Linked DNA regions of Homo sapiens: all the other regions are linked to region 4. Evidence: chromatin contacts called from ENCODE Hi-C or POLR2A ChIA-PET data. All regions are on one chromosome and are shown on one strand. Each heading gives the region's core, a stretch centred on a gene start or an enhancer-like site at or near the end of the contact. The rest is flanking DNA. Distances are from core to core; before and after follow the strand shown.

The links. Hi-C counts contacts between places; a loop is a spot of excess contacts on that map. ChIA-PET counts read pairs that join two places held with the same protein, here RNA polymerase II (POLR2A). Pooled maps may share reads with other maps.
Region 1: a loop to region 4 is called in a map of natural killer cell, with 14 times the contacts of the local background. The contact joins the promoter of CYP20A1 here to the promoter of TRAK2 in region 4. A Hi-C loop is called at or near these places in 3 of 168 maps with a recorded cell type or tissue (B cell, CD8-positive, alpha-beta T cell and natural killer cell) and 10 of 50 pooled maps. POLR2A ChIA-PET finds 5 or more read pairs at or near these places in 1 of 52 experiments (activated CD8-positive, alpha-beta T cell).
Region 2: a loop to region 4 is called in a map of CD4-positive, alpha-beta T cell, with 5 times the contacts of the local background. The contact joins the promoter of NBEAL1 here to the promoter of TRAK2 in region 4. A Hi-C loop is called at or near these places in 2 of 168 maps with a recorded cell type or tissue (CD4-positive, alpha-beta T cell and CD8-positive, alpha-beta T cell) and 9 of 50 pooled maps. POLR2A ChIA-PET finds 5 or more read pairs at or near these places in 1 of 52 experiments (B cell).
Region 3: a map of CD4-positive, alpha-beta memory T cell shows a loop between it and region 4 (10-fold over the local background). The contact joins the promoter of WDR12 here to the promoter of TRAK2 in region 4. A Hi-C loop is called at or near these places in 1 of 168 maps with a recorded cell type or tissue (CD4-positive, alpha-beta memory T cell), 2 of 37 single-sample maps with no recorded cell type and 10 of 50 pooled maps.
Region 5: a map of B cell shows a loop between it and region 4 (35-fold over the local background). The contact joins the promoter of C2orf69 here to the promoter of TRAK2 in region 4. A Hi-C loop is called at or near these places in 2 of 168 maps with a recorded cell type or tissue (B cell and CD8-positive, alpha-beta T cell) and 13 of 50 pooled maps.

What each region holds. Positions count from the first base shown.
Region 1 is chr2:203,236,087-203,241,181 of GRCh38, forward strand. CYP20A1 (cytochrome P450 family 20 subfamily A member 1) reads left to right here and starts at 2,932. Exons shown (of 13, transcript NM_177538.3): 1 at 2,932-3,048. The coding sequence starts at 2,977. RefSeq lists enhancers at 2,633-2,682, 2,968-3,539, 3,363-3,652 and a silencer at 2,753-2,962.
Region 2 is chr2:203,011,406-203,017,127 of GRCh38, forward strand. NBEAL1 (neurobeachin like 1) reads left to right here and starts at 3,470. Exons shown (of 56, transcript NM_001378026.1): 1 at 3,470-3,577; 2 at 4,751-5,030. The coding sequence starts at 4,980. RefSeq lists an enhancer at 3,150-3,703 and a silencer at 3,342-3,571.
Region 3 is chr2:202,908,284-202,913,669 of GRCh38, forward strand. WDR12 (WD repeat domain 12) reads right to left here and starts at 3,390. Exons shown (of 13, transcript NM_018256.4): 1 at 3,153-3,390. The coding sequence starts at 3,193. It overlaps CARF (calcium responsive transcription factor), which reads left to right and starts at 3,992. Exons shown (of 17, transcript NM_024744.17): 1 at 3,992-4,819. RefSeq lists enhancers at 3,573-3,722, 3,733-3,882, 3,923-4,122, 4,223-4,272.
Region 4 is chr2:201,447,603-201,453,042 of GRCh38, forward strand. It overlaps TRAK2 (trafficking kinesin protein 2), which reads right to left and starts at 3,856. Exons shown (of 16, transcript NM_015049.3): 1 at 3,748-3,856. It overlaps STRADB (STE20 related adaptor beta), which reads left to right and starts at 4,138. Exons shown (of 12, transcript NM_018571.6): 1 at 4,138-4,336. RefSeq lists enhancers at 3,211-4,065, 3,469-3,998 and a silencer at 4,029-4,708.
Region 5 is chr2:199,909,978-199,915,209 of GRCh38, forward strand. It overlaps C2orf69 (chromosome 2 open reading frame 69), which reads left to right and starts at 1,316. Exons shown (of 2, transcript NM_153689.6): 1 at 1,316-1,794. The coding sequence starts at 1,462. LOC101927687 (a long non-coding RNA gene) reads right to left here and starts at 1,169. Exons shown (of 4, transcript XR_923766.4): 1 at 1,048-1,169. RefSeq lists an enhancer at 1,448-1,637.

The DNA of each region.
Region 1 (5,095 bases), core at 1,682-4,181, 1.8 Mb after region 4:
AAAAATAAGTTCAGAAAAAGGAACCATGGAAAATTTCCAGTTGTTCACAAAAAGTGTATGGGTTTTTTGTTTTGTTTTGTTTTGTTTTGGGTTTTGTTTTTGTCCAGGCTGGAGTGCAGTGGCGCCATTTTGGCTCACTGCAACTTCTGCCTCCCGGGTTCAAGTGATTCTCCTGCCTCAGCCTCCTGAGAAGCTGGGATTACAGGCGCATGCCACCACACCCAGCTAATTTTTGTAATTTTAGTAGAGGCGGGGTTTCCCCATGTTGACCAGGCTGATCTTGAAGTCCTGACCTCAAGTGATCTGACCGCCTCCGCCTCCCAAAGTGCTGGGAATACAGGTGGAGCCACCGTACCTGGCCAAGTTTGTGTGTTTTTAAAAAAAGTCTTATAGTTATCACATCACTATTATATTTACATTCCTTTTCATACACTTAAAAGAGAGCTGTAACAATTTCAAAACGTGAATATTTATAATATGACAGAAATTTAATCCTTTAAAGTCAAGATAAAAATTTTAGATGTCAATACAAAAAATGTGTGAAAAGATATATATGTGTGTATGTGTATATATATATTATATATATATTATTTATATATGCTTTTAGGGAGTATCTGGGCAAAACGTTTTAGGAACACAGGAAGAGGAGGTAGATGTCTAGTTTAGAGACTCACACTATAAAATATGGTGCCCTGACAATTTCTGGAATTTTTGTCTCTTTTTTACAGCCCTCAAAGTTCAGAGAGTCTCAGGATGTAGGTCAATTTAGGACTAAAAGAGAATTCTAGATATCTTGAAGGATTGGTACCTAAGATTACGGTACCTAAGATTACGGTTATATGGCTACCTTATGCAGTTAAAACTCTTATGTTTGGCCGGGCGGGGTGGTTCACGCTTGTAATCTCAGCACTTTGGGAGGCCCAGAGGGGCGAATCACGAGGTCAGGAGTTAAAGACCAGCCTGGCCAACATGGTGAAACCCATCTCTACTAAAAATACAAAAATTAGCTGGGCATGGTGGCGCGTGCCTGTAATCCCAGCTACTCGGGAGGGTGAGGCAGGAGAATTGCTTGAACCTGGGAGGCGGAGGTTGCAGTGAGCCGAGATCCCGTCACTGCACTCTAGCCTGGGCTACAGAGGGAGACTACGTCTCAAAAACAAACAAACAAAACAAACAAACAAAAAACTCTTACATTTACTGTTTTGAAAACCTATTGGGAACATCAGTTTGACAAGAAATATCTTTAAAATTCTGAACAAGAGACTTAAAAATGAACTTTGAACATACGACAGTTTAAAGCACATTTATATGCAGAGAAAGACTTAAAAATACAATTTCTGCCAAGTGAAATATTAAACAGCATGTTTCATTATATTTGCTATAGATGCCAAAAGAGTTGCCATTTTCAATGAGGTATGTTTCCTGCTTATGTAACAGTCATTTATCATAGAAGCTGTAAAATGCAATCTGGAATTTCTCTTGCCAAATTGCTGCCTGTTCTTGACATTTTATATTATTAAAGCTATAAAATCTATAAATACTTTTAGCACACTTTCACTAAAAGCAGCACTAGTAAGTAGCAGGCCTTGTCTTGTATTTCAGTAGCCACGTCAAAACTTCTGAGCCAGGCGAAATAGAAAGAGGGGTCCTAGGGTATTTTATGCCCAGGGCAACAAACGCCAAATGCTGACGTAGATAGCACTTATTCGGTTTTGCCAGGAGCTGTGCTAAGTGATTTTCATAAAATATGTAATTTAACCTACAGGCAACTCCATGTGGTATTATTTTCACTTTTTTACATAGAAGGAAATGGAAGCTTAGAAAACTGAAGCAATTTACCGAAAGTCAGAGTTAACAGAGCAAGGAAACCTGAACAGTGTGCAGCCTCCGCTCACCAGAAAGTGTCAAAGAATCACATTTACTAGTACTTCAGACAGAAATTCTGCGAAACAAGGCGTATCTACTCTTGTTTTACTCCCAGACACTTCCCTGTCCCGCTTAGATCAGTGGTGGTTTTCACTCAAATTTAAGTGTGTAACAGTGTCCCCGGGAGGGCTCTGTTCAAACAGATTGTTGTACGCGCCCCCTACCCCTGCCCACCCCGAGTGTTTGATTCAGTAGGTCTAGTTTGGGATCGAGAATCTTTTTATTTTGTTTTCCTTTTGTTTTGTTTTGTTTTGTTTTTGAGACAGGGTCTCGCCCTGTCGCCCAGGCTGGAGTGCAGTCGTGCCATCTCGGCTCACTGTAGCCTCTGCCTCCCCGGCTAAAGTGATCCTCCAGCCTCAGCCTCCGGAGCAGCTGGGGCCACAGGCAAGCGCCACCACTGTAGGCTAATTTTTTTTTTTTTTTTTTTTTTTTTTTTGTAGAGACTGGGGTCTCACTATGTTGCCCACGCTGGTCTCAAACTCCTGGGCTCAAGCGATCCTCCCGCTTCAGCCTCCCAAGGTGCTGGGATTACAGGTGGAGCCACCGCGCCCGGCATCGATAATCTGAATCTCTAACGAGCTCCCGGGCGACGTTGATGCAGCTGGTACCGGGACCACTCTTCGAAAATCATCGGTTTAGAGGTTTTAATTCTGAATCCATTGCGAAAACTGTTGGGCGGACAGAGCACTACTAACTCCTAACTTTTCTCAGAAAGCTGGGCTCTGCTTTCGCCAGCAACCCGGTCCGAAGTCGCGGGCATATTCTGTCTGAAATCGTGTGCACCGAAATCCCCGCCTTGCGGTGGAGGCTGGCGCTAGGCGGCCTCAGCCTCGGCCTGCTGCGCTCAGGAACCCGCGCCCCGGCTCCTCGGCGATCCATTGCTCTTTCCTCTGGCGCCGGCCGCAGGCCTCGGTCACGCCCCCAGCGGCCCGTTGGTTTCCGGGTCCCGCGGGGTGCCCCCGCCCACACGCTATGCCTTAAATTGGGCCAGGCTGAGGCGCTGCTGCTGGAGCGGCCGATCCGAGACGTGGCTCCCTGGGCGGCAGAACCATGTTGGACTTCGCGATCTTCGCCGTTACCTTCTTGCTGGCGTTGGTGGGAGCCGTGCTCTACCTCTATCCGGTGAGCGCCGTCTTGGCTCTCTGGGGCCCCGGGCGCCGCCCCAGTCTCTCTGTCGCCGGCATCCAGGCCAACCTGCCCGCTGCGGGCCGCAGGGGGCGGGCCTGAGAGGAGGGTTCGGGTTCGCTCCAGAGCTTCAGCGCGGGGACCGCACCCGGAGTCACGTGACGCCCCTCCCGGCAAGCTCTGAGAGCGACGTGGGCTGCGTCGCTACCCCTCAGGCGCCGGGCCAGGCGGGCGTAGAGCTGCTGAGGAAAAGCCCGCGCCCCCGCAGGCCGGTCTCACCTTGCCAGGCACCCCGCGCCACTCTCCAAGGCGGCTCTCAAGTACTTTGGGCAGCTTTTTGGCCATAACTCGCCAAACCCAAATTTCATTTCCCAGTGTGTCAGGACGAGACTCCTGGGCGCGCCACTCCTTTCTCCTTTCTTGAGGATTCTCCCAGCACTTGTGTATTCCTCTTTTCCATCTGTCCATCGATCTATCCTGACTGGAATCCAAAGTGCTCGAGGTCCAGGTCTTGCTCCTCTTAGGGGCTCCAGGCAAATGCTTCTTTGGGGAGAGCGCCGCGCTGCGGGTTCGGGTGCGAGGTTTCCTCTGCCGCTGACGCCTCTGCGAGCCTCCGGTCCTCCTCTCTCCACTTGCCTCCGTCAGCGAGAGAGGGAGGGTCTGAAAACAAAAGTGTTGATGACTGAGGACCGTCTTTAAAACCTGTTCTACACACTTTGGGAGGCTGAGGCGGGCGGATCACGAGGTCAGGATATCGAGACCATCCTGGCCAACATGGTGACACACCGTCTCTACTAAAAATACAAACATTAGCTGGCTGTGGTGGCGGGCGCCTGTAATCCCAGCTACTCAGGAGGCTGAGGCAGGAGAATCGCTTGAACCTGGGAGGCGGAGCTTGCAGTGAGCCAAGATCGCACCACTGCACTGCAGCCTGGCGACAGAGCCAGACTCTTATCTCAAAACAAACAAACAAACAAACAAAAAACACCTGTTCTACAAAGCAAGGTGGTGGTTTTACAGTGAAAGTTGAAAAGTAGCTGAACTGCTGGAATTGACCATACACCTTCTTAAATGTTCTTTTCCGAGCAGGTAAATGGATTAGACTAGAATCTTGCAACTACACAATCAGGGACTTCCTGAAATCTTATTTTCTGAGAAACTAAACAATTTTAGTGGTTCTTGAATTTTTGGTGATTTTAAAATGATACTCTTCTTTGATCAGCTCATAGAAGCACACTGTTTATTCTTAGCACTAGCTATGTGCCAGATATGGTTCCACGTGCTGGGAATCCAGCCGTGAAACAAACCGGACAGAAAATTCCTGACTCTTGGAATTTATTTCCTAGAGAAGGGGAACAGACAATAGAAACAAATAACATAGGATTGTGGGTAGAAATAAAGTTGGGGATAGGTAGATTGTTATTTTAAAGTAGGATGGCCAGGAGATACGGAGACATTTGAGTAGAAACGCGAAGAAGGTGAAGGTGCAAGCCATTCTGAGAAAGAGCATTCTGGGTCGAGGGAGCAGCAAATGCAAACCTTCAGAGGGAGACACGCCTGGTGTGTTCCTGGAAAGCAAGGGGACCAGTGTGGTTAGAGTGTAGTAAATGAGGAAGATACCAGAGGAGAGAAAGTCAGAAAGATGGGAGTGAAGGACAAATTTTAAATGACTTGTAAGGCTTTTTTAATGGACTTTTGCTGTGTGCCACTGGAGGATTTCAGCAGATGAATGCCATTTGAAATTGGATAGAATTCAAATTTAATTTTATTAGATAAATTTTAAAAGAATCATTGTGGTTGCTAAGTCATGAATTGACATGGGTCTCCAGGTAAGGATGGAAGCAAGCCAAGTAATTAGGAGGATATTATCATTTCAGCTTGGATCATGGTAGTAGTGGCACAGATAATGAGAACTAGTCAATTGTGAAGATAGTGCCAATGGGATTTCCCAGTGGATTGGATGTGAAATGTGAAAGAGAGGCATCAAGGAAAACACCAGTTATTTTTAGCCTGGTATCTGGAAGGATAGATTAATTCCAGGGAA
Region 2 (5,722 bases), core at 2,220-4,719, 1.6 Mb after region 4:
CCAAATGCATTCTGTATTAACTGTAGGAAACTTTCAAAGTGTGGTTGTGAATTAGCAGCACTAGCATCGGTTGGGAGCTTAATAGACTGCTGACCCACTGAATCCCAGCCCTACGAAATCAAAATCAGCATTTTAACAAGATCCTCAGGTTATCAGTATGCACGTGAAAGTTTGAGAAGCAAGTTGTACCATATTATCAACTTTTGTTTATAGACAACACATTTATTACTTTTTGCTCTAGTTTACAAATTATGTTTTATAGTGCTAGTCTTTTGAAGAGTCCAACATGCTGTAAATTAACAGTTTATAGAAAAACTGGATGGATTCAGGATATAGAGGCATATGGTGAAAAAGCTAATTTCTTTCATTCATATTAGTCTGGAAATATTTATTGAATTCCTACTGTGTGTTCCAGAACTGTTCAAGAACCTGAAGATATAGCAGTGAACAAGTCCCTGTTTTCATGGTGCTTACATTTTATTAGGGGGAACACACACTGGACAAACAAATGATATATTAATATCAGCTGATACGTGCTACAGTGAAAGAGAAGGAAGAGACGTTGCTATTTTGGCAAGAAGGGTCAAGGAATGCTTCACGGATACAGTGATTCTTTTCATTTTATTTCACTTTTTTAGAGACAGGGTCTTGCTCTTTTGCCCGAGCTGCAGTGCAGTGACATGATCATAGCTCACTGCAGCCTTGAACTAATCTCAAGTGATCCTCATGCCTCAGCCTCCCAAGTAGGTAGGGCTGCAGGCAAGTACCACCACACTGGGCTAATTTTTTTCTTAATTTTTTTATAGAGGTGGGGGTCTCACTGTGGTGCTCAGTCTGGTTTCGAACTCCCGGCCTCAAGCAATCCTGCCTTAACCTCCCGAAGTGCTGGGATTACAGGTGTGTGCCACTACACCCAGCCTGGATAAGGTGGTTCTTAAAGATTTTGTGCAGCCCGGGCACAGTGGCTCACACCTGTAATCCCAGCACTTTGGGAGGCCAAGGCTGGTAGATCACCTGAGGTCAGGAGTTTGAGACCAGCCTGGCCAACATGGTGAAACCCCATCTCTACTAAAAATACAAAAATTAGCCAGGCGTGGTGGTGGGCGCCTGTAATCCCAGCTACTCAGGAGGCTGAAGCAGGAGAATTGCTTGAACCTGGGAGGTGGAGGTTGCAGTGAGCCGAGATCACACCACTGCACTCCAGCCTAGGTGACAGAGTGAGACTCTGTCTCAAAACAAAAAAAAAAAAGAAAAAGATTTTGTGCAGACATCTGGGGAAAGAGATGTCCAGGTAGAAGGGTTAGCATGTGAAAATCCCTGAGGCTGGAGTGTGCTTTGTGCCTTTGAAAAGCAGCAAAGAAGTCATGTCTCAAGTAAGGTAAGAAAGGCCAGAATAGTTAGAGAAGTCAGAGAGGAAAATGTTGGAGGAAAATGAAGTAGGTCCTTGCAGGCCTTTTAAAGTGGAATGGGAAGCCATTGGAGGCTTTTTAGCAGAGAAGTGACATCTTACTTCCATGTTAAAAGATCTCTGTGTTTGCTATGTTGAGAATAATCCACGGATTTGGGGTAGAGTCACGGGCAGAGTCAGGGAAACAAGTTGGAAGGCTATTACAATAAACTAGAAAGTATTTTGTATAACTTAAACCATTTTAAAGACAGTAGCCACGGCTAGGTGCAATGGCTGACGCCTGGAGTCCCAGCACTTCAGAAGGCCGAGGCAGGAGGCTCCCTTGAGCCAAGGAGTTCGAGACCAGCCTGGGCGACATACGAAGCCCCTGCCTCTAATTTAAAAAAAAAAAAGGGAAAAGAAATAAAGATAGTGGTTACTACTACTATACCACCATCCATTTAAGGAAGAAAGTGTGGAGAGATGGTTAGGTATATTTTGGAGATATAGCTGAAAAGATTAGATTGGAAGTGAAGTACATGAGGAAGACAGCAAGCACACTTCCTAGGTTCTTGTACTGAGCAAGTACAAGAATAGAGTTGCTAAGTACTAAAATAGGGTATCCCAAAGGAAAAGCATATTTTCCCCCCAAAATTTTGACATATAAATTTCACATGCCTAATGGACAACCAAGGAGAAATGCTGAATGTAAAATGTAATTTCAGGATAAAAAATTGAAGGTGTAATTTGCAAGCAACTACTCTCAATTCTGCCATGGTAGAGTGAAAGCAGCTATAGGCAATACTAAAGGAATGGGCATGGTTGTGTTCCACTAAAATTTTAGGACACTGAAACTTGAATTTGAATTTCGTCTAATTTTCACATCTCAAAATATTGTTCTTTTGATTTTCGTTAAGCAAGTTGCAACCAGAATGGACTGCAAAGCCTATAACATTTATTGTCTGGCTCTTTTTATTTTATTTTTATTTTTTGAGACAGTGTCTCGCTCTGTCGCCCAGGCTGGAGTACAGTGGCGCCATCGGAGCTCACTGCAACCTTCACTCCCAGGTTCAAGCGATTCTCCCACCTTAGCTTCTAAGTAGCTGGAACTACAGGCGTGCACCACCACGCCAAGCTAATTAAAATTTCTTTTGCAGAGACAGGGTCTCATTCTGTTGCCCAGGCTGATCTCCTGGGTTCAAGGGATTCGCCCGCCTAGACCTCCCAAAATTCTGGAATTACAGGCGATAGCCACTGCGCCTCGTCTCTGGCTCTTCACAGGCAATTTGTGGATCCTTGTTACAAATGAAACAAGATGGGACATTAGTTGATCATTTTTGAAGTTGGGTGACGGTATACAGGGTTTCGTTATACTAGTTTACTTTAGAATATACTTGAAATCTTTCACAATAAAAAGTTGTGGAAATGTTTAACAAAGGTGAGTTATCTTACGCGTTTTTCTTTCCTTATACAAAAACCAAATCTCTCTGAAAGTTGTCTATAGTTAGTAAAGCCTTTTGCTTCTTTTCTGAAAAAGAAAAACCCTTTCGAAGTCTTTAGTGGTGGTAAAATAAGCCCTTTGGATATGACACTCGGTGACGACGAAAGCAGGCACAAAAGGAAAAGAGGAGTTTTTGGGGGGTGTCTGTGTGTGTTTTGTCTTTTTACATTACTCTAAATTCCCAGAACCAATCCCGGTTCTACAAATAAGTGAAACAAAATCCCCTTTAACACCGTAGGGTCTCACGCCCTCAGATGACTCACGGAAATGACGCCATCAGCGAAAAGCGGGGCGGGCGTAGACGTCAGCACGTCAGCCCTCCTCCATGTCCAGCTGAGGGAAGGCTCGTTTCAGTGCCGCGGCCGGCGCCCGCCAAGGGATGGGCAGCCAGAGCCTGTCGACTGCGGCTGCGCAGGTATGCTGGGGCGGGGCTTCAGGTCACCCCGCCCATCCCCAGCCTACGCGACCATTGAACAGCTGCCGCCCAACGGCTGGGTAAATCCTCAGCGGCCGAAATGATTAGCCCAGGGGGCAGCCCCGCCCCCTGCTCCTCCCGGCCTCTCGCCCCGCCCCCATGTCCCGCCCGCTCGTCTGCCTGGCTGCGGGGTGACACGGGGCTTCGCCTTGGGAAGGGGTCGAGGGAAGCAGTTAGACGGCTGCCGGGCGGCGGCTGCCGCGCGGCACACAATGTGAGCCCGGTGATGGGGAGCGGGCCGTTGGGAAGAGGGGGCGGCATGGCAAGAAATGGGAGGGCCCCGGTGCTTGGTGGTGGAGGGGCTGCAGAGTGAGGGGCGGCTTTGAGTGGGCTAGGCTGTCAGGGAGTGTTCCGATACTGTAGTGCAGGCTGGGATCGCGGTCGGGAGACGCCGAGTCCGCATTCCTCAGTTCTAGAGCTTCTCTTGGCAGCTCGGCACACCTTAAGTTTGCCTCTGTTTGGGTTGTCTTGGGATGTGAGGAGGAAATTAAAAGATTCCCCCAAACACTTGGATGCTTCTTTGGGAAGTTCCTCGCCGGTGTGTGCGTGCCCACTTCTCTTGGATGGAAAGGTGGAGAGGCCAGGTGGGCGGGTGGACTTCCACTCTCCGAGGATTGTTAGAACAAACGAACTGGGAATTCCTCCCCCGCCCCCACGCCCTGCCCTGCAACACAGCAAACAGTCCCAACTACTCCACCCCCACCCCACCCCAGACGGAGTCTTGCTCTGTCGCCCAGACTGGAGTGCAGTGGCGTGATCTGGGCTCACTGCAGCCTCTGCCTCCCGGGTTCAAGCAATTCTCCTGCCTCAGCCTCCTGAGTAGCTGGGATTACAGGTGCCCGCCACCACGCCCGGCTAATTTTTTGTATTTCTTTAGTAGAGACAGGGGTTCACTGTGTTGGCCAGGCTGGTCTCGAACTCCTGACCTCAGGTGATTCACGCACTTGGGCCTCCCAAAGTGCTGGGATTACAGGCGTGAGCCACCGCGCCTGGCCCCAACAACTTTGAAGAGGAGACCAGAACAAGAACATTCTAAGAGCTTTGATGTATTTGAAATGTCTGAGATGTGGGCCTTTTCCTTGTATCTGTACAAAAGGTATGAGTGGGAAGGGAGTCTTGCTCCTTATTCTCACTGGACGCATTCTTGGTTATGAACATGTACCCATCTCTAGGAGTCTGTCTGCCCTAGAGGATTCTATGGTGGACATACTGTGTTAGCTGTGATGTTTTCCTGAAACACAAGTTTCTATGAAATCTAATCAGTCCATGTGAAAGTATAGCGGGTTGTTTGTGGGAAGTGAAGAAGATACATCTTTAGTTTTTGATAAGTCTAGATTTTTTAGTATGGCCTCTTTTTCTAACCTGTGGATGTTTTTCTCTTTCACAGATTTATTTAATTGCCCAACTACCACTGATGAAGATATATTGGAGTGACTGCTGAAATTGCCTTTTTGTTTTTAACCAGAGGACAGTCCATTTGTTTCACTTCTTTTTGCTTTCTTTACTGCTATGAGCTTTACTGAACGGCTGAAAAACTTGGAAAATAAAATGGACATGCTGTAGTCTTGAACATAATTTTTTTAAGGAAAACTTAAAGTGCCAGAGTGAAAGCCAGAATGGCATCCAGAGAGAGGCTCTTTGAACTTTGGATGCTTTATTGTACAAAGGTAATTGCTTTCCTTTTTATTTTTATGTTTTAAAATACTTTATTATAAAATTTGTGACTGGCAGTAGTAACACTTTATTTAATAGATAATAGTGTATTTAGTCATAATGAATAACCCCAAACTTAAAAGCGTTTAAAGGATTTTCTGTTTTCCTCTTTTTCAGGTTTGAACACACATACAATATTGGCATACTGTTAAAAACTGTAGGGTGCGGCTTTTATTTGATACTTATCCCCAAATGATCCTAAAATTATATAAGTAAAATTATGCCCTTAAGAGAAAAATAAAATATTTTTATTTTTGTTTGTGCTTTTCATTTTCTCCCACAAGTGAGTGTAGGATAGAGACATTTTTATGAGAAGGGCATTAAGCATTTTTCTTGGAATGAACCTTTGAAATTGCATCACAAGGTTATTGATTGAACTGCGTGCTGTGTGACTGCCACTAAGTTAGCACTCTTTGAGCATTGTCTCATTTCCTTCTCACTACAATACTGTGAGGTGAATATTGTGATCATCCCCTTTTACTGATGGGAAAACTGATGCAAGGGTTACAGGAGTACTGAGTAGCCGAGAAACACAGTACTACCTGACTCAAGTGCGTACTTTTATCCATTTTTACTCCTTAATATTTTTGTCACTCAGAAATAATGTTCTTTCCCCTCCTTGTCTTTATGTGAATTTTTACTTGAT
Region 3 (5,386 bases), core at 2,140-4,639, 1.5 Mb after region 4:
TAAGCAACATTTAGAAAAGTGATTAGCCAGGCGTGGTGGCATGTGCCCGTAGTCCCAGCTACTTGGGAGGCTGAGGTGGGAGGACTGCCTGAGCCCAGGAGGTCGAGGCTGCAGTGAGCTGAGATTATACCACTGCACTGCACTCCAGCCTGGGTGACACAGCAAGACCCTGTCTCAAAAGAGAAGTGAGTTTTTGCCAGGTGAGGGAAGGGTAGGCTGGAAGAAGCAGTGTGGACGAAACCAGAGAGAACATCAAAACAATAGCTAGGAGTTGTTAAACTGCCCAGCCACTTCCAGAAAATCTGACTTTGCTCCAAAGTGACCAAAGGCTAAAGAGATACACATGGAGTGCTTTATATATCATGTGAAATCATTTTTACTTCTTTTTTGTGGGTAATGAAGAACTATCACAGCAGTGCAAATTAGAAGTATCATCAGATTTTATTTAGTTAGATCTTTCTGGCTGCACAATGGGCACTGAAATAGAGGAACACATGACAGGAGGCAGATTAGGAGACTCTTATAAGAGAGACTGTGAGAAAATATTTGCAAATCATGTATCTAATAAGGAACTTGTATCTAGACTATATTAAGAACACTTACAACTCAATAATAAAAAGACAACACAAATTTTAAAATGGCCCAATAGGGACATGCAAATGCTCATCATTAGTCATCCAGGTAATGTTAATCAAACACAATGAAATATAATTTCACATCCACTAGGGTGCTATAAGTAAAAAGACAGCTAATAACAAGTGTCAGTGAAAATATGGAGCAATTGGAACCCTGATTATTGCTGGCAGTAACGTAAAATGGTGCAGTTGCTTTGGAAAACAGTCTGGCAGTTCCTCAAAAACTCAAACATGGAATTACATCTGACCCAAAAACTCCACTCCTAAGCATATATGCAAGAGAAACGAAAACATACATCCACACGAAAACTTGTACGAGTGTTCACATAACAACTATTCATAATAGCTAAAAGGTATAAACAACCTAAATGCCCACCAGCTGATGAATGGAAAAATATGGTACCTCCATTCAATGGCCTATTATTTGGCCACAAAAAGGAATGAAGTGCTAATATATACTATGATATAATGAAACCATTTTTTAAAAATCATAGTAAGTGAAAGAAGCCAGTCACAAAAGATCACATTATATAATTCCATTTATTCAAAACGTCCAGAAGAGAGAAAGTTACAGAGCTAGAAAGTAGATCAGTGGTTGCCTAGGGCTGGGGGTATTATTTAACAAACAGCTCAAGGATGATGAAAAATGTTCTAAAATTGACTGTGGTGATGGTTGCACAACTTTGCAAATATGATGCTGATGATCCTCAAACCACACTTTGAGCAATAAGGCTATAGCTATATATTTATGTATATAATTCACATATATGTATATTCTTGTGTGTGTGTGTGACAATTATATTAGCCCCCCGCCTCCATTTTACTGACCATAATATTAAGCAAAAAGAAAAAGCAAGAATTTTATTATTTATTTATTTATTTATTTATTTATTTGAGATAGAGTCTCACTATGTTCCCCAGGCTGGAGTGCAGTTGCATTGATCCTGGCTCACTGCAACCTCTGCCTCTCAGGCTCAAGAGATCCTCCCACCTCAGCCTCCCAAGTAGCTGGGACCACAGGTGGGCACCACCATGCCTGGCAAATTTTTTGTATTTTTGGTAGAGACGGGGTTTCATCATGTTGCTCAGGCTGGTCTCAAACTCCTGAGATAAGCGATTTGCGTTCCTCAGCCTCCCAGACTGTTGGGATTACAGACATGAGCCACAGCACTCGGCAAAGAATTTTAATTTCTACATTTTTTTACCTTTTGGAGGGCCTAAATTCACACACACACATATGACATGTATCCATTCATTTCAGGGGTTAAAACACAGTGGCCTATTATCTCTTACAACTTCATGTGAATCAACAATTATCTCAAGGCTGGACGCAGTGGGTCATGCCTGTAATTCCAGGACTTTGGGAGACCGAGGTGGGCGGATCACTTGAGGCCAGGAGTTCGAGACCAGCATGGCCACCAAGACAAATTCCTGTCTCTACTAAAAATACAAAAATTAGCCAGGCTTGGTGGCACATGCCTGTAATTCCAGCTACTCTGGAGGCTGAGGCGGGAAGATTGTTTGAACCCGGGAGACAGAGGTTACAGTGAGCCAAGATCCCACCACTGCAGTCCAGCCTGGGCAACAGAGTGAGACTCTGTCTCCAAAAAAACCAAACCAAACAAACAAAAAAAAGCCCCACATATTTCAAAAAATTTTATTTTAAGAAAAACAAAAAAACCTACTTTCAATTAAAAAACACAGTGGTTATGTTAATGCATCACCACATTCCTAGAGAAGTATTAAGGCAATGTATGTAAGTAAGTACATATACTCAGGTGCATTGATAATACGATTTATGTATACTTTCAGCAACAACACAAGGGGAGAGAAGATGATTTACTAGCTCTCCTCATAAAGCTACAAACAAAACCACAGATGTAACTCAGGTGGGAGTTTCCTAGTTTATGGCTAACTTTAGCTTATTAACACGACAAATATTATCATTTTCACTGAAAAATTTGACATTTTTTGTTGACTCAGCCAATCCAAGAAGCTTAATTAATATATAGTCCCTGCCCTCAAGAGACTTCCAATATAGTTGGAAGAGACCAGGCAAACACAAAGAAAGCTAACAATGCAATATATACCACAAGGCAGCATATAATTAGTTTTCGAATGAGTGCTAACAGACCTTGAGACCACTGGTTAAAATGTTTATATATCTATATAGATATACATAAATGGTAAATATGTTTTTTCATTTTCAAAAACTTTTTTTCCGTTTTCAAAAACTGTGAACCACCACTAGCAGACACCCTATAACAAGGCCCACTGTTCATTTTTAAATTACACATATAAAATGTTTCATTCAGAAAGCAAACCTGAAGCCCTTCAGCCTCCTCCACACTCACAATTCAAATTATATAGAACCTACGAAGCTGGTTAGAAAGCAGGTAATCTCAGAAAAAAGGGTGGGGGTGACAGCAGAAACAACCAGGGATCCACAAGGTCATACCAAAGGGGTGGTCGGAAAGGAACCTGGGGAAGGGAGAGAAGGCTGGAACGCTTACTTACTTCTTGTTATCAGTGTAGAAGCGTGTTTGGAGCTGAGCCATGGCGAGGAGTACACACGACTTGCCCACGGAAACGTACGGGTTAGCAGACCCACAACACGAAGCTCCTGCCTTTTAAGACTACAAAGAGGCAGCTCAAAATTAGACTGCACAGGTAAGCGAGGAACTGCAGTCTAAGCCTGGACTCTGCCTTCTGCCCTCCGGTCTCCTCTGCAGAAAGCACGAGGTTGCCCTTCTACAGACGCCCAGACCACAAACATCGACTACCTACTCCTAGATTTAGGAGTCATCGATTAGAAAAGGATAGTCGTAAAGGTAGCATGTCCCTTTAATCATTGTTAGAATTCTTCCCATACGTGTGGGCCCGTAATCGATTAGGAAAAAGATCCCACTCAAATCCGCTTTATTAATAAAAAATTTTTTTTCAAGAGGCTGTCCTGAGCCTGGATAGTTCAAACACAGCTCCTAGTTACTACAAGTCTCAGAAAGCATCGCTTCTCAAACGCTGTGACCACCGGGAATTGTAGTCTTTTTTTGCCACGCTGCCCTCAGAGTATCTTATTTGCATTAAATCCTCTAGACTCCAGCCAGATATCAAATTTCCTCTGCCTTCAGCTTTGCTTGACTAACGCCTTGCCAGTTTTTTTTTCTCATACATATTCCCAACCAGAGGCTCACTCGGCAGAGGTTTTTCCTAAATCTCGCCTCTAACTGCGGCTTTTAGAGAGAGGCGAGAGGCGGAAATACAAAGAAAAGAACGGATGAGAGAGGAAACGGTCGACGGTGGCCGATAGTGGTCCTACTGTCGTGGGACTGCTCTGCGCGCTCCCGGTGGGGCGCGCCTGCGCATTATGCTGGTCTCCATGGCGGGGCCTCGGAGCCAAGACGAGGTTGAGTAGACTCGTTTTGAATTTTCTCCCCTCTGCTCCGGCGGACTTCCCATGTCGCCTTGTGGGGCTATCGGCGGCGGCAGGACTGGGGGAGTCAGAGGTCTGGCAGCGCTGTCTGCGCAGACCTACCGGACGCTACCTCCCAACCCCCCGTCTTCCTCCTGCCTCCTCCTCCTCCCGTCACCTCCTGACCCGCCGGAGCTCCGAGCAACTGCCGGCCTCCGCCCCCAGCCGCAGCCGGTCACTGGCGGCGCCTTCCGCGCCAAGCTTGGGGGCCTTTTCGGGGTCCCACATGGCACGGCTTCCGACCCCCGGCCCGGGACGGGGCTCGCAGGCCCCAGAGGGGCAGGCTGGAGAAGGAGGAGGTTAGGTGTCTTCAGGAGGGTTGCTGAGCCCAAGGACGCGCCATCGCCGCGGAGAAGGAGCCGGACCCCTTGGGCGGAGCGCCCAATGTGTGGTCCCTCACGCCGTCCCGCACCTTGCTTTTTAGGGTTCTTTTTCCGCTTTCTGAGCCCTTTTATACCTTACGTTTAGAAGGGGAAAATCATCCTCCCACACCTTCTCCCCGACTTTTTGCCTTTTTTGTCTTGAAGTTACCCAAAGGCCTGTGTATTGTTCTCAATGGTCCCAAGAATTACTCTAATATAGTTGTTTTTCTGAGGGAGGATGGATGGAGATAACTATCCTGATCCCAATGTCACTTTTTAAGGCATTCGCTTCAAGAGACAAGCAGTTTAGAATCAGGCAGAACTGGATTGCAAAATTTATGGGCAGACCGGTATGTGTGCAGGTGAAGACAAAGCTTTCCTTTTTTACGTTGTTTAAAGATGTCCTACTGTAAGGTAGACGCCTAATGTTTAAATGAACGCCTAATATTTAAATAGAGAATGAGAAGAGATTTAAACAATTGGAAGAAAAAATAATTTTTATTAGAGAGCAATGACAATAAAAGTAGGACTCTTTTCAGTTTACTCACCTTTGTAGCTCCGAATCCGGGCCCTGGAACCAGAATTCCTGGGTTCAAATCCTGCCTCTGCTACTTGATTAACCTTTTTGTGCCACACTTTTATCAACTATAAGAATTAACTGCGGCATCGGAAGCACTCAGTATATGTTAATTATTATCATCAAATAGTTACTAATTCCAGTTTAACTAGAAGCTTTGCCAGCGTGAATAGATAAGGGAGAATAGCCACATTGAGTGGAGGAATAAAATTAGAAAACCTCTGTGCTGAAGTCCCAGGAGATCACTTATTAGGCTTGAGCTTGCTAATGGAAGTGGTGATCGTTTAACCATGTGGTTATTGTAGTGGTGAGGATTTACACATTAAATAAGTCTTGGGCA
Region 4 (5,440 bases), core at 2,606-5,105:
TCTCTTTTTGTGCTCAAATTTCCTTCTTATAAGGAAAACTGTCAGACTGGATTAGAACCCACCCTAACGGCTTCATCTGAACTTAATCACCCCAAAGCCCTGTCTCCAAATACAGTCACATTCTGAGGTTACGGCTGTTAGGGCTTCAATATAATTTTGGGAGGACACAATTCAGCCCATAACAACCCCTTCCCCTTTTCTCTGCCCAGGCTAATTCCCATTTGTTTTCCCAAGACTGGTCCAAGCCTTCCCACTCCAGAGTAACTTCAGTGTTCTTTCTCTGTGCTCCCAAAGTACCTCGGCAAGCTGTGATCCCATTGCTCAACACACTATGTTAATTGTCTCTTTCCTTCTTCAAACTACATTCCTTAAGAGCAAAGACTAAATTCCTAGCATTGGCACAGTGTGTGGCACACAGAAGGTGTTTAATAAAGATTTGATCACTGAAGGAAAATGAAAGAAAGAACAGGAACCTTGAAGTACGACAAGCATGGGTTCAAATCCTGATTCCACAGTTTACTTATCTGTGACTCTGAGCAAGTCATTACATGCTGAACTTCCATTTTAAATAAGGTAGTTGTAAAGACAAATGACTAACTCATAATGAAAGCACCCAGCTGTGGGGCTGGTACACAGTAGGTTCTCAATAAATGTTAGATTACAGATTTTGATCTTGTCTTCTCTGACACTCAGTACTACCATGTAGTAGCTACATGACCTTTGGTATATTTACTATCTTCTCTTTGCTTTAGTTGCCTATCTATAAAAACACCTCAGTGCTATTGTGAGGATAAGTTAATATAGGTAAAACATTATCTAACACATAGTATTACATAAATGTTTCCTATTATTATAAGAACACTGCAGATCTGAACAGATAATGACTCAACTATGAATAATTTAGTTCTTTTAATTACTAAGTCATTTAAATGTGACTATTACCTTTTTGCCTCCTATTTCTTACCAACTAAACAGGATGGTAACTAAAGAGGTTCAAAACTGGTACAGATAATATAATGAGAGCTCACAATAAACATGAAATAAGACATTATCTGTCTCATTCCTTATACTGGTATTTAACATATTTGGGGCACTAAAGCAAAGAAAGTTTCAGTGGAGAATAACACTTCTCTGCTCGTATTTTAATTTTTTTTAGAGATGGCGTCTCACTCTGTCACTCAAGCTGGAGTGCAGTGGTGCCATCATCGCTCAAGGGATCCTTTGATCTCAGCTGGCACTACAGGCACAAACAACCACACCCAGCTATTTTTTATTTTTGGTAGACATGGGGTTTTGCTATGTTGAACAGGCTGGTCTCAAGTCATCCTCCTGCCTCGGGCTCTCAAAGTGCTGAGATTACAGGTGTGAGTCACCACACCCAGCAGGGTCATATTTTTATTTGCAGACTCACAAAACCTGTAAACTGAAAAGAACCTTTTGATAAAAGTCCAGTCTTATAATTTCTTACATAAGTGAGATGGATTTGGAATGGGCTTTTCGGGTCTTACTGAGCAGTTCAGTAAGAAATGGGAATTGTAGGCAGAGAGAATCAGTTTGTTCAAAAGTACTAAAGCAGGGGTTCAGGACTTATTCCAGATGTCCAAGGTGTGTGTTGGAACCAGTCTTAGACAATAACACTAGACAATCCTCTTTAACCACTCAACCTTTAAAGTCTATAATTTCTGAAGTACGTATTAGTTACCTGATCTGTGACTTGGAAGCAAGGCAGATCTAGATTTAAATCTCCCCTTGTTACATAAGCAAGTCTTTGAGCCTCAGATTAGTGTGATAGGTTTGTTAAAGTGATTAAGTGAGCTAAAGTATGAAGAGCTCCCACCTGGGGTGCCTGGCAGATTGCAAATACTAAAATGTTGGTTCTTTTTTTTTTTTTTTTTTTTTGAGACTGAGTTTCACTCTTGTTGCCCAGACTGGAGTGCAATGGCTCGATCTTGGCTCACCGCAACCTCCGCCTCCTGGGTTCAAGCGATTCTCCTGCCTCAGCCTCCTCAGTAGCTGGGACTGCAGGCATGTGCCACCATGCCTGGCTAATTTTTTTTTTTTTTTGAGATGGAGTCTCGCTGTTGCCCAGGCTGGAGTGCAGGGGTGCAATCTTGGCTCACTGCAACCTCTGCCTCCGGGTTCAAGCAATTCTTCTGCCTTAGCCTCCGAGTAGCTGGGACTACAGGCGCGTGCCACCACGCCCGGCTAATTTCTGTATTTTTAGTAGAGACGGGGTTTCACCATATTGGCCAGGCTGGTGTATTTCCTTTCAGTAGAGACGGGTTTCTCCATGTTGGTCAGGCTGTTCTTGAACTCTCCACCTCAGGAGATCTGTCCTCCTTGGCCTCCCAAAGTGCTGGGATTACAGGAGTGAGCCACAGCGCCCGGCCAAATGTTGGTTCTTTCTAACAAACCTCTTCCATCATATGAATAAGTGTGTAAGATAACAAAACACTGTCTTTCACATGGTATGTGCTTGCTAAATGTCTGAGACTTGCTGGACATTACTTAATTTTAAAAATAGAAAACTGGAGCTGGGTGTGGCGGCTCACGTCTGTAATCCCAGCACTTTGGGAGGCCAAAGCGGGTGGATCATGAGGTCAAGAGATCGAGACCATCCTGGCCAACATGGTGAAACCCCATCTCTACTAAAAACACAAAAATTAGCTGGGCGTGGTGGTGCGCGCCTGTAGTCCCAGCTACTCTGCAGGCTGAGGCAGGAGAATCGCTTGAATCCGGGAGGCGGAGGTTGCAGTGAGCCGAGATCACCCCACTGCACTCCAGCCTGGCGACAGAGCGAGACTCTGTCTTAAAAAAAAAAAAGAAAAGAAAGTTGGAATAACTGCTAGGATGATAAAATGTCTTCATCCCTGACCTTTCTCACCTCCAAATGTCCTTCACAATTTGTTTTTAAGTGTCATGTCACCACCATTAACCTGCTATTTGGAGACTACTGTACCTCAGACTTCCAAGTCAACAGCAAAGATCTAAAGGTCGGGAAGATTTACGGAGACCAAGAACTGAAAGTGTTCCTTTTGTTCCTATGGTCCATTCCATCAACTTGATGAATATCCTGTGAAGTTACCTTTTTTTTTTTTTTTTCTGACGTAGAAACAGCAGGTCTAAGCAAAAGGTGCATGAGCAAGAGCAAGTAACATCCCTATTATTATGACGCAGATTTTTTTTTAAGTTGAAATTCAATTTTTGGGCTGCTACTAAAAAGGACATGTGCGAATATCTATTATTTACGCTTCAAACTAAAGTCAGCCGTTTTTCTTTTTCAAGATATGTGGCATCTGGCTCAAAATCAATTGCAAGAAAAGCCCAACTCTATTTGACCCAGAAAGAGCTCTTTCCAATACCCTCTCCTCCCACTTACATCACAGATGGCGACTGAAGCTTAAGGTTTAATGCCCGACCCTAAAGCCACTCATCCTAAAAGACAGGGCTCCAGATGGATGCTGTATGGCAGAGGATAAGGCGCTATGAGAAGCTGCCAAGCCTCAGATGTGCAGCTGGGCTGAATACCGACGCCAGCGCCTAGCGCCCATTACTTTGCACCCACACTTAGGAAACAACCCACGCCTCACCGCGGGACCCGGACCCAGCCCTCCAGCACCCAGCCTCCGGCTCCGACGTCCGCGCGTGACCTCCGGGTACCGGAGGACCTTGGGACGAGGAGGTCCCTCCGCTTTCCGGGGAAGTTGTCAAGGGCAAGTTCGGGTTCTGCGCGGACAGCTTACTCACTGGAGTGGTTCGGCATCCTCTGTCGTCCGCCCGCGCTTCCTCAGGAAGCCCCTAATGCAGCGGCAGCCTGAAAGCAGCAGCCGAAGCTGCTGCCGCTGCTCCCACTGCCAGCAACCGCCCGGGCGTGGCAGGGACAGGCGGGCGACTTCACAACATCATCACTCGGCGACCTCGGTTCTGCGGCGACACCGGGTCAATGGCAGCCCCCACACAATTGGGGAAGCCAAAGGAGAGCCACTCTCCCAGCGGCCTCCACGGCCCCAGCGCAAGACCTGCTGGGAATTGTAGTTTCCTGCCCGCCCCGCCTCAAGCTCGAAGGCCCCGCCTTCTCGCTGCCCAGCCCCGGGGAGGGAGGCGGGGCCGCGACCCCGGCGCGGGTGGGGCGAATGCGTTCCCAGCGGGTAGCCTGGGACTGGTGCAGAGTTCCAAGCCCACGGCCCCGGTCGCGGCCTCGCCGCCCTCCCGCGCCCCGCGCCGGGAGCGGGCCTAGAGCGCTCGCCTCGCCCCTCCGCGAGCAGGGCTCTGGCGCCCGCCCCTGTCCGCACCGCTGGCAGCCTGAAGAGAGTCGCTGGCCGTGGTCGCCGCTAGGGTAAAGACGGGAGGCAGGCCCGGGAAGGGAAGGTGTCGGGGCCGGTGGGGGACGTGTGAGGGAGTGAGCCTTGGTCCGCGCACGCCCGGGAAGCCAGAGGCCAGAACGCGCTAGCCCACCTCCAGCCCGAGCACCGGCGGCTGGCGGGAGCCGTGGCAAGAATGCGGCCCGAGGTGGCGAGCAGCCACTGCGCCAGTGCAGCTCGGGCTCAGCGGGGCCCGGGCCGCGGGTTCGCAGCCCGCCCAGTGGTGCCTGCCGGGTTGGCCGTGCCGGCCGTGCCAGGTGCGCGGGGCCCAGGCCGCCCGGGCGCCCTCTCCCCGCACCCCTCACCTTTGGCCGCGCTCTCGGGCTTGGGGAGTTGCCATATCGAAGACACCCTCAGACCCCAGCTCTATCTGCCGCCTTCTGCAAGTTCGCTGCAAAGTCCCCCATAGCAGGACTAGGAAGGAACCTTTTACAAAATTAAATACTCGAGTGTCGTTTTGTCTTCGGTTTTTCAATTCAACGCTGTGTTTTTCCCTGCTGGGTCTTTGTCAAGTACCTTTTCCCCAAAACTTGATACGGATGTGTAACACGGCGCCTGCTTAGCACGGTGCCTGGCACCCAGTAGGCGCTCAGTAAAGATTTGTTGAACGCATGAGTCACTAAGCTTGGAAAATTCTCCTGAACTGTGCGTCGCTATGATCTTTGTTAAGATTTTATGGGTTCCCAAGATCACTTTGAAAATTACAGTAATTTTAAAGCTCAACAAAGAGTTACATCGGGTCATTTTTGCATTCCCTGTAACAGTGGCCTCTGTTGAATGCCTAAATTAACTCAAAACCCGTGTTCTAGAAGATGCGCCCTTTGGTTTCTACAGAAAGTGTTAATCTTTCAGATCAAAGTCTTCACATGAACCATTCTATTATGGAACAAACTGAAATTACTTATAAAGCTTTATCGTAATTAGCGTTTTGGATACAAGTGTAAGGGACTGCACTGATGTACTTGTGAATACGAAATATAAGTCTCTTAAATATGACTTTTTTTTAAGAAAGGGTTTATATTCATATCTCGTGAAAGAGCATGCCGGAGAAAATTATAATAACAGCAAATCCCCCACCC
Region 5 (5,232 bases), core at 66-2,565, 1.5 Mb before region 4:
AATTTAGACCAGAGTAGGTTAGCATACTAAGTCACCAAGTCTATACATATATATAAATCATATTTTATCATTTGCTCATTTATGTTCCTACTCCAAGCCATTTGTTATTATTTGCATATGTAGACCAAAGAAAACAGTATGTGTGCTTAAATACACATATATAAACTCCGAACAATTATATATAAAGTGCTTAGATTTCTGGCCTATAGTAAACCCTCAACAAATGTTGGCTGTAGTTTTTTGTAATTTTCATTAATTATTCTCTTTACAGTGCTTTGTCTCACAAGTACTTGGATCTCATCCTCGCTCGCACACATTTCCCTGTTTTGTTTGTTTTTGGTTTATTTTTTGAGACAGGGTCTGCTTCTGTTGCCCAGGCTGGAGTGCAGTGGTGGGATCACAACTCATTGCAGCATACAACTCCTGGGCTCAAGCGATCCAATCTCCCATCTCAGCCCTCCCAGTAGCTTGGACTATAGGCATGCACCACCACGCCCGGCTAATTAAAAAAAAAAATTTAGTAGAGACAAGGCCTCCCTATGTTGCCCAGGCTGGTTTCAAACTGCTGGACTCAAGTGATCCTCCGCCTCGGCCTCCCACAGTGCTGGGAGTACAGGCCTGAGCATACATTTCGCCAAATCTTATTCCTACTCAACTGGCCACAGATAGTTGCTGGACACACATGACTTTCCTACACTGTTTAGTTTTTGAAAACCTCCAAATAGCAAAACACCAAGTAAAGCGTACTGCCTCGCCCCGTTTTTTTCCTGTCCTAGATCATGTACCCTGTTCCCAAACAGAGATGAATTAGCTTCATATCTAACCACAAATTCTCCATGAGCACAGAGATCTTCGTATATCTATAATAATTGTACTCAGGAAACTCAAGGTATGAGGAGAGAGATTCCCTTCCTTCGGGGCTTGTAGGAGACTTCCCACGGAATCTTCTTTGGGAATGTCTCCCTTTTAAGCCCTGAAAGACCAGATAAATCTCAGGTGAACCTAGAGAAACAGGGAGCTTCGTATACTCAAAAGTCTATACATTACGTATTATTGAACGGCGACCTGCGGCCGCCCCTGCTGCTGCGCATGCTCCATAACTGCCGCTTGCTATAGCTGGGAGTACTGTATTATCTCTTTGCTCTTCGCCGGCTCTTCCCCAGACTTCTGTTCGAACTTCCCGGCCGCGGCAGAACCCACCAATCACAAACGCCCTTCCTCAAGCCACGCCCACCGTCTTCTCCGGGATCCCAAGACCGATTTCGCCCACACCCCTCCCTTCCTTTCCTTACGCACGCTGCGCGCGGACGTCGGCCTCTGACGTCGTCGCCTCAGCGCCGGCTCCCGGCCGGGCCGCGGCCGCCGACCGTTGAGCCGCCGGCTGAGCCGCCTGCTGAAGTCCCTCCCTCAGGAACCCCTCCGCCACCCTCCACCTCCGAACCGCTCTCGCGGCGGCGACCCATGTGGGGGTTCAGGCTCCTGCGGTCGCCGCCGTTGCTGCTCCTGCTGCCGCAGCTCGGAATCGGAAACGCCTCGTCCTGCTCTCAGGCCAGAACCATGAACCCGGGCGGCAGCGGCGGCGCGCGATGCTCCCTCTCGGCCGAGGTGCGCCGCCGTCAGTGCCTGCAGCTTTCCACCGTGCCTGGAGCCGATCCGCAGCGCAGCAACGAATTGCTCCTGTTGGCGGCGGCCGGGGAGGGACTGGAGCGGCAGGACCTCCCCGGGGACCCAGCGAAGGAGGAGCCGCAGCCGCCGCCCCAGCATCACGTCCTCTATTTCCCTGGGGATGTGCAGGTAACTCGGGGCCTGCCTGGGTATCTGTTCCTTCCTCTCGTGTATACGTACGCGGTCACTGATTCTTCCCTCGTGGCTGCTGCCTGGTTCCTTTCCTTGCCTGAACACACCCACACATTCACTGAGGGTGGCTCTTCCTCTACTCCACGAAATCCAAAACCGTGCCTTCCACGCCCTTGGCGCCCTTTGTCCATAGAACCCCATGGGGAAGGTGTCCGACGAGGGCTACGATCTCGAAAGAGCCAGCTGTCGGTCCAGGTTTCCAAGAGGCGGAATTTGAGACAGGGAGTGACACGCATCTTGTATATTTATTCTATAATTTGGTTTCTCAGAGGACCGTGTGTGTGTGTTGGGCAGGGGACAGAGCGATGGCTTTCAAATTAAGTTAGCACGTAGTGTTTAGAAAACGGTGGCAGTAATTAAAAACCAAACAAACATTACAAAGGTATGACATCCAGTAACCCTAAAAAAGAGTGGGGATGGGTGGAAGAAAAGGGACAATAATTATTAAGCATGTCAATGTTTTGATGCTCACCTCTTTTGTACTTTTGCTTTTGCATGTTATGTTTATTATTTTATAGCTGCAGGTAAATATCCGTGGTTATGTTGCCCTGAAAACTGGGTCTTAATCTAACGTTGCATTATCTAATATGGTAGCCATTAGCCATATATGGCTATCTGAATTAATTAAAATTAAATAAAACTAAAAATCCAGTTATTCATATTAGCTGCATTTCAAGTGCTCAGTAGCTACAGATGGCTTGCGTGTGCTGTATTGGACAGCACAGATATATAGCATTATCATAGAAAATAATCCATCATCATAGAAAGTTCTAGACAGGTAAAGCTAGACTATAGCTAGGTATGTTTCTCTTTTTTGTTTTTTTGAGACGGAGTCTTGCTTAGTTGCCCAGGCTGGAGTGCAGTGGCGCAGTCTCGACTCACTGCAACCTCCGCCTCCCGGGCTCAAGTGATTCTCGTGCCTCAGCCTCCCGAGTAGCTGGGATTACAGGCATGCGCTACCACACTGAGCTAATTTTTGTATTTTTAGTAGAGATGGGGTTCCACCATGTTGGACAGGCTGGTCTCGAACTTCTGACTTCAAGTGATCTGCCCACCTTGGCCTCTGAAAGTGCTGGGATTATAGGTGTGAGCCACCGCGCCCGGCCTACATGTGTTTCTTATACTATGAAACTACATTAGTTTATTTTCAAAATTGGTGCCTTAAAATGACATACTTAGAAACTGTGCTCTGAGTCAGATAATGATTAAGATATAGATATAGATATATAGATATAGATATAGATATTCTCTTTTTTTTTCCAGTTTTTATTAGCAGTCAACTAAACCAGTTATTTTGAGGGCAAAAGAAAATAATATATATTATTTTATATATATATTATATATAAAATTATATATATTATATATAATATATAATATATTATATATAATATATATTATAATATATATAATATATATTATATAAAATATATTCTATAGAATATATATTCTATTATATAATATATATTCTATTATAATATATATTATATATAATATATATTCTATTATAATATATATTATATATAATATATTCTATTATGATATATATTATATATAATAACATATATTATATATAATATATATTCTATTATATAAAATATATATTATATAAAATATATATTCTATTATATAAAATATATATTATATAAAATATATATTATATTATATAAAATATATATTATACTATATATAAAATATACTATATAATATATATAAAATATATATATATTTTTATAATATGTATTATTTTCTTTTGCCCTCAAAATAATTGACTGGTTTAGTTGACTGCTAATAAAAACTGGAGAAAAAAAAAGAGAATAAAGAAAAAAACAACTACTACTTAGATTTAAGAGAAAAAAAAGCCACTTACTTACTTGGTGCCCTTGTGGCTCAGATTGGGAAAATAACATGTGACATTTCCGACTATGACTGCCAGAATAATTTTGTGGAACAATTACTGCATGCATTCCTAAAATAATGATGATGATAATGATTACATTTATTGAGCACCTCCTAAGTGTTTTTAAAGTGTGCCAGCCAGGATATATAGTACAAGTCTTCAGAGGAAGTCTAAAAAGTCTTACATACAGTTTGAGGCCAGATTGCCTGGGTTTGAACCCTGATTTAGAACTTTTTAGGTATAAAGTCCCTGGACAATTGTTACATCTCTCTGTGTTTCAGCTACTTCAACTACAAAATAAGAATAATAGTTTATAAGGTGTCAATGGAGATTAAATGTGTGGATACTAAATGAGTTCTGGTCCCTTCTTATCTCTCTGGTGACTTTAAAAATTATTGGAGTATCCTAGTCGTCTGTTCTTCCATGTTTCCTCTGTCTGTGTTCACTCCCTTCAGTCTCATGGCTTTACTCACTACCTGTACACTGACACCCCTCAACATTTATGTATCTAGCCTACACATATTCCCCAAACTTTAGGCCAACCAATTATATGCACGATTATTTCCTTTTGGATATTTAATAGATATCCTAAACCTAAAATCTCTGGATCTTTACCCCTATGCAGTCTTCCTCATGTCATTAATGGAAACTTTACCTTCTTAGTTGCTCAAGATAGAAATCTTGAAGTCATCCATTAGAACTGTCTTTCATACCTCATTTCATCAAATCTAGTGGTTTTACCTTTTCAGTGTATCTAAAGTAATCAGAATAACCATTGAAAAATGTAAGTCAAATCATTCCACGTCTGCTCAAAACTGTGCAGTCACTTCCCATGTCACTCAGAGTAAGAGCCAGAGTCCTTCCTGTTAATATCCTGTCCTGCAAGGCTTTTCATTATTTCTATCTTTTCCCACCCTGTTACCTATCTGACTTGGTCTCCTTTTTCTGTTTACTCTTCTCCAGCCTCTCTGGCTTTCTTGGTGTTGCTCAAACATGTCAGGCACACTATACCTAAAAAGCTTTCTGTATACTGCCTGGAACAGCCTTCCAAGTAGATGACTTGTAGGTTTATTACCTCACCTCTTCCAGGTCTGCTCAAGACTCTGCCTCTCTGAGGCCTTTTCTGACCATCCTGTTTAATAATCATAGTATATATAGGCTTCCTATCAACTTTTCTTCTTTATTATTACCCATTGCATTTACTATACTAGTTTTCGTTTTGAGTTTTGTTTGCCTTCTGCCACTAAAATATAAGCTTACGTTTGTTCACCGATATAATCTGCGATGCTTGAGAGTTGCATGTTTTAGGTGTGCAGTAGATGACTTGTATAAATGAGTATTTTTTAATTGCTTTGAACAATGCATGAAATACTTGAAATGTGTTGGCTATTATATAAAATGCTGTTAGGCTGATTTCTTCATCTGTATTTTTGTACTTGATTCTTTTGAGCCTAATATCTATCCTTATGAACTTTTCG